Regions from separate parts of the Homo sapiens genome. Here region 2 is linked to region 1. The links are chromatin contacts, found by Hi-C or POLR2A ChIA-PET in ENCODE. All regions are on one chromosome and are shown on one strand. The core of a region is the stretch at or near the end of the contact, and the rest is flanking DNA. Distances in the headings are between cores, read along the strand shown. Region 1 overlaps ZBTB46 (zinc finger and BTB domain containing 46). Region 2 overlaps SAMD10 (sterile alpha motif domain containing 10).

What was found. A loop is a pair of places that touch in the nucleus more often than their neighbours do. ChIA-PET counts read pairs that join two places held with the same protein, here RNA polymerase II (POLR2A). Pooled maps may share reads with other maps.
Region 2: POLR2A ChIA-PET joins it to region 1 with 11 read pairs in H1. The contact joins two enhancer-like sites. A Hi-C loop is called at or near these places in 1 of 168 maps with a recorded cell type or tissue (prostate gland), 1 of 37 single-sample maps with no recorded cell type and 5 of 50 pooled maps. POLR2A ChIA-PET finds 5 or more read pairs at or near these places in 9 of 52 experiments (A549, Caco-2, H1 and 5 more).

Annotation. Positions count from the first base shown.
Region 1 is chr20:63,749,312-63,753,844 of GRCh38, reverse strand. It overlaps ZBTB46 (zinc finger and BTB domain containing 46), which reads left to right. Exons shown (of 5, transcript NM_001369741.1): 4 at 984-1,159. Among named protein-coding and RNA genes, the nearest start is that of ZBTB46-AS2, 7.8 kb to the right of the region's middle. RefSeq lists enhancers at 1-151, 152-1,103, 1,104-2,054. Within about 2 kb of position 2,289, at least 4 of the 41 ENCODE cell types and tissues checked have a DNase peak (open chromatin) inside an H3K27ac peak, as active enhancers do.
Region 2 is chr20:63,971,217-63,975,749 of GRCh38, reverse strand. It overlaps SAMD10 (sterile alpha motif domain containing 10), which reads left to right. Exons shown (of 5, transcript NM_080621.5): 4 at 1-58; 5 at 218-1,634. The coding sequence ends at 240. Among named protein-coding and RNA genes, the nearest start is that of ZNF512B, 3.6 kb to the right of the region's middle. Within about 2 kb of position 1,754, at least 13 of the 41 ENCODE cell types and tissues checked have a DNase peak (open chromatin) inside an H3K27ac peak, as active enhancers do.

The sequences.
Region 1 (4,533 bases), core at 1,040-3,539:
ACAAGGGTGAAAACACAGAAACGTGTTCAGCAGTAGTGCCTGTTTAATTAATTATGATGTGTTCAGACATCCAAAAGCTGTGTAGTTAAAAATCCCAGCACTGAAAGGTGGTCACAGTATGCAGAGGGGAAGATGTCCTGCACAGCAGCAAGTACATGGTAATCCCAGGGTGAGCAGCCCTCGGCACATGCGTGCACCGGGCTTCAGGTGGGTCTCCCGTAGGGTCCCGTGGACGTGGCTGCTCCGGGCTCTCTCAGTGGCCCATGCCCAGGTCTGACGTGCTGGTATCTGGGCCTGAGTAGCATAACGGCACTGGGCGTGCTGAGGGTCCCCCAGGTTTTTGAGCCTGGCCCCAGGGCACGCACCATGGAGATGGTGGTGTGGAGTTCCTGCCACTGAGTGACGTTGGGTCTCAGGGTTGGGGGAAAAGAACTTGATTAAATGGGTCTGGCTGCTTCTCCGGCGTCCAGCAAGAAGAGCCCAGGACTTTGAGTTGCACCCACATCTCCCATTTCGCCTGCACACTTTTGGGTCCGTATTACTCCACAGTGTTTGTTTCTTCTCTGCCTCCAGGGAGGCGTCTGATCGGACACCACGCCCAGGGCCTGCTACCCACACATGCCCAGTGGGGTCTGAGGGCTGGAAGGAGGGTCCTGCAGGGACCGGGCACTGTGTTCAGCATTGGCCGTTCTTACCCCTTGCCTCCTGCCTTTGGCCTGGATGGAAAGATCTCCTGAGAGCTGGGGCTCCTGAGCTCCCTGGGGCTCAGCCTTGCTGGCACCGCCCCTGCCAGACAGTGGGTGGGACAATTTATGCAGATGGTGGGGGAGCCTGGCCTGTCGCAGTGCTGACCAGCCCCCAGTGGGTGGCCGTGGGAGACAGCCCGTCCTGGCTGCTGGGCTGCGGCGTGCAGCCGTGGTCTGTGGGCCGCAGGGCGGTACATCCCAAGCCCTGCTGACGCCTCGCGGGTCCCTCTCTTTCAGTGAATGAGTTCACGGTGATCAGGAAGAAGTTCAAGTGTCCGTACTGCAGCTTCTCGGCCATGCACCAGTGCATCCTCAAGCGACACATGCGCTCGCACACGGGAGAGCGGCCCTACCCCTGCGAGATCTGCGGGAAGAAGTTCACGCGGCGCGAGCACATGAAGCGCCACACGCTGGTGAGTGCGGGGAGGGTCCGCGTGCCGCGCGCTGCGCGTGGCCACGATGTCCGGGCAGGCGGGTCCTGATGAGGGCGCAGACCGCCCCGGACCCCACACCGGGTCCACTCTGCACAGGGGGGACGACAGCAGGGCAGGGAGATCCGCCCCGGGCCCCTGTCTGCTCTGCCCCGGCCTCCTGGGTGTGGCTGGGCCACATGGCCCCTGCAGAGGCTTCGGCCCACCCTGCTCACCTGCTGGCCGCCAAGGCAGCCAGGCCTCGGCAAACTCAGCTCGCTCTGCTTGGAGCCCCCAACCCTCAGCCACCTCTGCGCCCCCCCGCCCCCGCCCTGCCTCGGGAGGGAGAACCCTGTCCTTGTGCCTGCCGACCTGTCTGCACCCACCGCGCCCACCCTGGAGCTCAGCACTGGCAGGTCGTTGTCAGGTAGCAGGTGTGGAGTGGATGGATTTGCTTGGGGAGGAAATAATAGAAAAAGGCAGCCTGGGAACAGGGAGGCAGATTTGCCAAAAAAGGCCTGGCGAGGGCATCTCAAGTGGGTGAGATCAACCAGTGAGGCGGGTGGGGCACAGGCAGCCCAGAGCGGGGCGGCCCCAAGGGTTCGGGGAGTCCTGGAACGCCCACCCCGAGGCGCAGGGTGCAGGGGGAGCTCGCGGCGGGCAGCTGTGTGAGGAGAGGCAGTGGAGGCGCCCCGGGCTCCGGGCAGAGGTGGGGCTGCTGTCGGGGCGGAAGAGGCTCTGGAGCATCGCTGCCAGTTTAGGAATCGCAGGAGAGTCAGCAGGTTCCGGAGCGGACCTGCAGGAGCCGAGCTCCACCGGGAGACCCACCGGGGGGCGGGGCTTCATGGGAGACCCACCGGGGGGCGGGGCTTCATGGGGAGACCCACCGGGGGCGGGGCTTCATGGGGAGACCCACCGGGGGGCGGGGCTTCATGGGAGACCCACCGGGGGGCGGGGCTTCATGGTGCGACCCACCGGGGGGCGGGGCTTTATGGGGAGACCCACCGGGGGGCGGGGCTTCATGGGGAGACCCACCGGGGGGCGGGGCTTTATGGGGAGACCCACTGGGGGGCGGAACCGAGCGCCAGAGGTCAGGTTCTGTTGGTTGCTGCTTTTCCAGTGCAGTGGTGGATACCCATTTGGGGTAACGACCCCTGTGGGAGCTCCCTGAGGTCAAGCTGCAGAGCTAGAGGGGTGCAGGGCCCTGGCCTCCCCGTGTTTGCCTGGCCGGCTGTGGGCGAAGGGCCACTCCAGGCCCTCGGATGCCGCCTGGGATGTGTGCTGGAGTGGATATGGAGCGGGGCTTAGTGCTGGGCTCTGGCCTTCCCTGATGCCCCCACATTTGCCTTTGCGAGGTGGAGGACAGTAGAGAAGGAACAGTCCTGGGAGGGGGCCCCTGGACCACGAGATGGCAGGTCTGCAAGGCCAGAAGCAGACCCACATCCACGCGGAGCCGCCGGGGCCCCAGCCTTGTTTTCCGTAGCGGAGGATGTGCTTCTGTTCACACAGGCCACAGGGCTGATCTTACAAACCACTTATAAAAAGCCGCGGGGGCGGGGGGAGGGGTAGCTGCACCAGGCCGACATGTTTCCTATTCAGAGAAAATCGCATCTTGTTTTTTAAACTGATAGGTGCTAACACGTTTTAACAACATGGATTGCAACGTCTTTCTTCAGCAAATCCGTATTAACCTCTCAGTAAACGTTTTGATCCTGTTTGAGGTTCAGTGTGGCTGCCTGTTCCTTCTCGTTGGATAGGGTTAGGGTTTGTTTTTTTGTTTTTTTTTTGAGACAGGGTTTCACTGTGTTACCCAGGCTGGAGTGCAGTGGCGTGACACAGCTCACTACAACTTTGACCTCCCGGGCTCAAGCGATCCTCCCACCTCAGCCTCCCAAGTAGCTGGGACTACAGGTGTGCACCAACATGCTCAGCTAATTTTTGCGTTTTGTGGTGATGGGATTTCGCTGTGTTGCCCAGGCTAGTCCCGAACTCCTGGCCTCAAGTGAGCCACTTGCCTCTGCTTCCCAAAGTGCTGGGATTACAGGTGTGAGCCACTGTGTCCGACCAGGGCTGGGATTTTTGTCCTGGGGTTCATGATTGGGCTTCAGGGGGTCATAATTCCCTGGAAAATGTACTTATAACATATGGAAAGCCAAGTGTGGTGGCACATGCCTGTAATCCTAGCACTTCGGGAGGCTGGGGCAGGAGAATAGCTTGAGGCCAGGAGTTTGAGACCAGCCTGGGCAAAATTGCGAGACTCTGTCTCTACAAAAAATTAAAAAAAAAAAAAAGTTAGCCAAGTGTGGTCCCAGCTACTTGAGAGGCTGAGGCAGGACGATCACCTGAGCCCAGTGAGGTCCAGGCTGCAGTGAGCTGTGATTGCACCACTGCACTCCAGCCTGGGCAACAGAGTGAGACCCTGTCTCTAAAGAACAACAAACACAAGCAAGCATATGGGGCTTGACTTTTTCTGAGGAGAGGCTCTGTGTGTGGCCTTCTCTGGGGTCCTGGACCTGAGAGCGTGGAGACCCGAGTGTGAGACAGCAGCTCTAGCCGGTCCAGCCTCCACTTTCACGATGGCACTTACGAGCACTGTCAGCCCTTCCCTGGCCTGGGTGGCCCCTCCACCCGCTCCAGGAAGAGCACCAGTGGCTGGGGCAGGGCCCCCCATGCCTTGGCAGGGCCACATTTGGAGGGTGGGCCAGCCGTGCTCTTGCAGCCACAGTGCCCCAGAGCCTGGGCGGGCTGCCAAGGTGTCCCGTCTTCCTTCTTGCTTCCTTCCAGGGCATTTGCCCATTTGCATGAGTTCCCAGCCATCCAGCCCTGGCCACATGGTCCCTGTGCCACCCCAAGCTGCCCCTGCTGCCTCCTCAGGTGCCCTGGCCCCTGCACACATGGGAGCCTAGGCCTCAAGGGGCCTCAGTGTTTTTCACTAGCCCCGCTCCAACCCTTCCTGGGCCTGTGTGCACCAGGTTACTGTGCTGGGAAGTTTCTACTGTGGCTTGTCTTGAATTTTTGTTCTGGAAGTCCTTGGTTTAAAATACAGCAAAACAGGCTGGGCGCGGTGGCTGACGCCTGTAATCCCAGCACTTTGGGAGGCCAAGGCGGGCAGATCACGAGGTCAGGAGATCGAGACCATCCTGGCTAACACGGTGAAACCCCGTCTCTACTAAAAATACAAAAAATTAGCTGGGCGTGGTGGCGGGTGCCTGTAGTCCCAGCTACTTGGGAGGCTGAGGCAGGAGAATGGTATGAACCCGGGAGGCGGAGCTGGCAGTGAGCCGAGATGGCAACACTACACTCCAGCCTGGGTGACAGAGCGAGACTCTGTTTCAAAAAAATAAATAAATAAAATACAGCAAAACAAAAGCCCAAAG
Region 2 (4,533 bases), core at 505-3,004, 220 kb before region 1:
CAGGTGCTCCGCCTGCAGGTGCGTGAGGAGGGGCGGAGCCTGCAGCTGCTCAGCCAAGGTCAGTGTGAGGTGCCAGAGAGGCCTGGGGGCTGATGGAGAAGCCCCTCTGAGTGTGGGGTGGGATGACCTCAGGAGGTCGGCTGCAGGCCCCAGTAAGCGCCCTAATGCAGATGATGCCAAAGACCCCACCCCATTCTCACCCTCTTCCATCACACAGCTTCCTTCGGGAAAATGTCCTAGCTGCTGCTGAGGCTTGAACCCAGACCCCAGCACTGTGATGGGAGTCCACGGCTAGGGAGGAGGCCAAGCTGGCCCCGCAGCGCCTCTTGGACCCTGCGGGATGCCGGGGCGGCCAGGCTGGCCCAACGGACAGACAGGACCAGGATCACACCTCCAGGCGCCTCTGGTTGGACATTCCAGGTCGTGCCCTGGGGCTGGGTGGGTAGGGGGCTGCTTGAGTGTGGCCCCACCTCCTGGGACCTGAGCCCAAGCCCTCCCCTGGTGCAGCTGGCAGCATGTGGGGCAGCTGCCTGGAGCCAGAACCGGTTTGGATGTCCCCCCTAGACTCCCAGGGAGTCTGTTTATTTACATTCCCCTCTCCACGTGATGTCGGTCCCCCATCGCCTGCTGAGTCACTTGTCTGTCCACCCACCCAGCCCAGTTCTAGGTCGTTCCCCAGCACCTCCAGGTTGGCCCACACAGGTACCATAAGCTGCCTCGGCTCCCTGTGGCTTGTGCCCATGCACCTGCCAGGGCCCAGCAGGCCAACCCATCATCTAGAGTAGTGGCCATCAGCACCCGCCTAACGGGCACCATGCCAAGCACTTTCATCATTATTTATACATCGTCACCACACCCCCTCTATTCATGAGAAGTAAAGCTGAGAAAGGACCAGATTGACCAAGCGCCAGAGACAAAATGTGGCACAACGAGAACCCCAGCCCTGTCCAGGTGGCTCCGCGCCCAGGGCCCAGGCTTAGCAGTGCTCCCTGCCCTATCTTTGGGAAAATCTTGCTTTTATGGTCTTCCCCCCTCGCCCTCAAGAACAAGGGCCTTGTGCGTGGGCCTTCCCATTGCTGCTTTCCCAAGAAGGCCTGGATTCAGGGGAGAGGCCTTCCCAGGGCCACTCCCCTTACACCCTCCCAGAGGCCTGAGCAACCCCTCTCTGGGTGGTTTGGGGCTGGTGCTGCCTGGCGGAAGGACAGTGAGGGCGGCCCTAGCCGCCTCCACCCTCTTGCGCCTCTGCCCTCTCCCAGTCCCCCTGTGGCTTCTGAAAATCTCAGGGACAGATGAGGCTGAGCCCCTAGTCCCCTCTGTGTGCTTTGAGCCTCCAGACTCGAGGCTGGTCACTGCAGGTCCCAGGTGGAATTTGGACAACTGGCCTGGCCGCTCCCATCCTGTAAGCCCCCACCACGGGGAGACCCTCATCCCTGCCCCTGTGTGGCTGCGCAAGTATTCTGCCCGCCTCCCACCATCAGCCTTCGCCCAAGGGGCCCTTCTGCCTCTGCTTCCCTCCCTTCTCCTCTGTCTTGCCCTGGCCCACGCACGCCTGTCTCGTCTTCCTTGTTTTGCTGCACTCACTTTTTTATACTCTGACAAAAAAAAAAAATCAGAAATAAAGCTGGTTCCCAAGTGCTGGCGGTGCTGGGTCTGCGAGGAGAGGGCGTCTGGGCAGCCGCGGCCACCAGGGGGCAGTGGCGTCACGCCCTGGAGGGGCGTCTGGGCAACCCCGCGCAGAGGCTGGAAACAGGGCTCAAGTCACGCCTGTGGGCGGTCCCCAGTGCTGGACACAACGCCCGACACGCTGGAAGGGACGGCCCAGACAGCGCGTGAGGGTCCCGCGGCTGCCGTGACAGAGGACCACGGAGGGGTGCTGAGAACAGCAGACATTCATTCTCTCTGGAGTTCTGGAGGCCGCAGTCCAAAATCCAGCTCCCTCAGGGCCTCCTGGGGCGACTCCTCACCTCTCCAGCTTCCAGTGGCTGCCGGGGGAACTCGGGCGCATGGGCATTACCCGTCTCCGCCTCTGTAATCAGATCACCTCCTCCTCTTCTGTCTCTCAAATCTCCCTCTGTCTCTCTCTTATAAGGATGCTTGGATTTGGGGCCACCTGGGTAATACAGGATAATCTCCTCATCACAAGATCTTTCATCACATCTGCAAATACCCTTTTCCCAATAAGATCCCATTCACACGTTCAGGGATAAAACACAAACATCTGGCCTGGTACGGTGGCTCACGCCTGCAATCCCAGCACTGTGGGAGACCAAGGCAGGAGTGTCGCTGAAGGCCAGGAGTTCAAGACCAGCCTGTGTGACATAGCAAGACCCCATCTCTACAAAAAACTTTTGAAACTAGCCAGGCATGGTGGCGCATACCCGTAGTCCCAGCTACTTGGGAGGCTGAGGCAGGAAGATTCCTTGAGCCCAGGAGTTCAAGGCACAGTGAGCTCTAACCACACAACTGCACTCCAGCCTGGGCAACAGAGCAAGACCCTGTCTCAAACACAGATCACAGCACACACACACACACACACACACACCACACACACACAGCAATCAGACACATAAGAGCATAAACCACACACAGAGACTCAATGACACTGACACCAGCAAACACCAACACACACAAACACATGCATGTAGTTGGCCAGGCACACAGACACAAAGGTATGTAACAGCATGCCCCCATACAAAGATGTCATTACACAAATACACAAATACTAGCATGCAGACACACAACGACCTCCTAACACATAGAAACACATGGGACACGGCACATCCCCGGTGCACACAAACACACTGTATTCCACGACACCCTGGCATGTAGATGCTCACAGAAAACAGCCGTCCCTCACCAGCACCCTGACACTGAGACATGCCGCAGCCTGGACACATGGATACTGAAATCCAGACACATCGTCCCCAGGTACCCTGAGGTCTAGTCGCCCAGATGCTAAAATACAGACAGGCATTGGTCTCACCTAGCATGGGACACTGTCATATCCTGACACGGCAATGTCCAAACAGGTCGCATGTATGGACACCCAGACTTACACAGGGAGAGCTGACGGCCTTGGCTGCACCTAAGGGGACACACACTGACCCCTCAGGAAATCCTGCTGGTCCCGTCCCCAGGGTGGGAAAGGTCAACAAGGGAAGGACGTGATGACGCTAGCCTCACAGGGAATGCCCTCCCCTTCCTCCTCGGGTCACACAGGCTGGTGTGCACTGGCCTCTCTGACTCAGATTCCCGAAGGAAGGATTGACTGACTGCCTCTTCTATAAGAGCCAACCTCCAATCTCCATGTGAGTGCTCTGCACCAGCCTTGAGTGAAGCAGATCCCAGGCCCCTTTGAGGAAAGGCAAAAATCTTACTGCCCAACCCCCTAGCAGTGCCTCTGAGCTTGCTCCACGGGGTACAGGGAAAGGGGCCGACTGGGCCGGAAGGGCCCCAGCGAAGGAGGCACACCTGGTAGTTCCATTTCCTGACTAGCAACTTCCAGCCCACATCAATTTTAAGGAGTCCAGAATATTTGTAGTATGCAAAAAGGGGCATTACGAAACTTTTAAAAGTCTGTTTTAATTATAAAAGTAATATATGCACATGGTTTTAAAAAAAATGCTGGCTGGGTGCGGTGGCGCATGCCTGTAATTCCAGCACTTTGGGAGGCCGAGGTGGGTGGATCACGAGGTCAGGAGTTCGAGACCAGCCTGGCCAGCTTGGTAAAACCCCGTCTCTACTAAAAATACAAAAAATCAGCTGGGTATGGTGGCACGTGCCTGTAATCCCAGCTACTCAGGGGGCTGAGGCAGAATTGCTTGAACCCAGGAGGCGGAGGTTGCAGTGAGCAGAGATGGCGCCACTGCAGTCCAGCCTGGGCAACAGAGAGAGACTCCATCTCAAAAAAAAAAAAAAAAAAATGCTCTATGGGCACAAGATGAAAACCCAGAGTCTCCTTGACTCTTCCCTCCTGAGGCCTGAGGCCTTCCCTGGGAGATGGGTGCTGTGAACAGGTAAGAATGGCCCTCCTAAGGCCAGGGGCAGTGGCTCACGCCTGTAATCCCAGCACTTTGGGAGGCCGAGGTGGGCGGATCACGAGGTCAGGAGATTGAGACCATCCTGGCTAACAGGGTGAAACTCCGTCTCTACTAAAAATACAAAAAAATTAGCCGGGCGTGGTGGTGGGCGCCTGTAGTTCCAGCTACTTGGTTGGCTGAGGCAGGAGAATGGCATGAACCCAGGAGGCGGAGCTTGCAGTGAGCCGAGATCGCACCACTGCACTCCAGCCTGGGCTACAGAGCCAGACTCTGTCTCAAAAAAAAAAAAAAAAAAAAATGCCCTCCTAGCCAGAGGCGGTGGGTCACACCTGTAATGCCCACACTGTGGGAGGCTGAGGCAGGAAGATGGCTTAAGCCCAGGAGTTCAAGACCAGCCTAGTCAACACAGAAAGACCTCGTCTCTATGAATACTTTAAAACTTAGCCAGGTGGGGTGGCACACACCTGTAGTTCCAGCTACTTGGGAGGCCGAG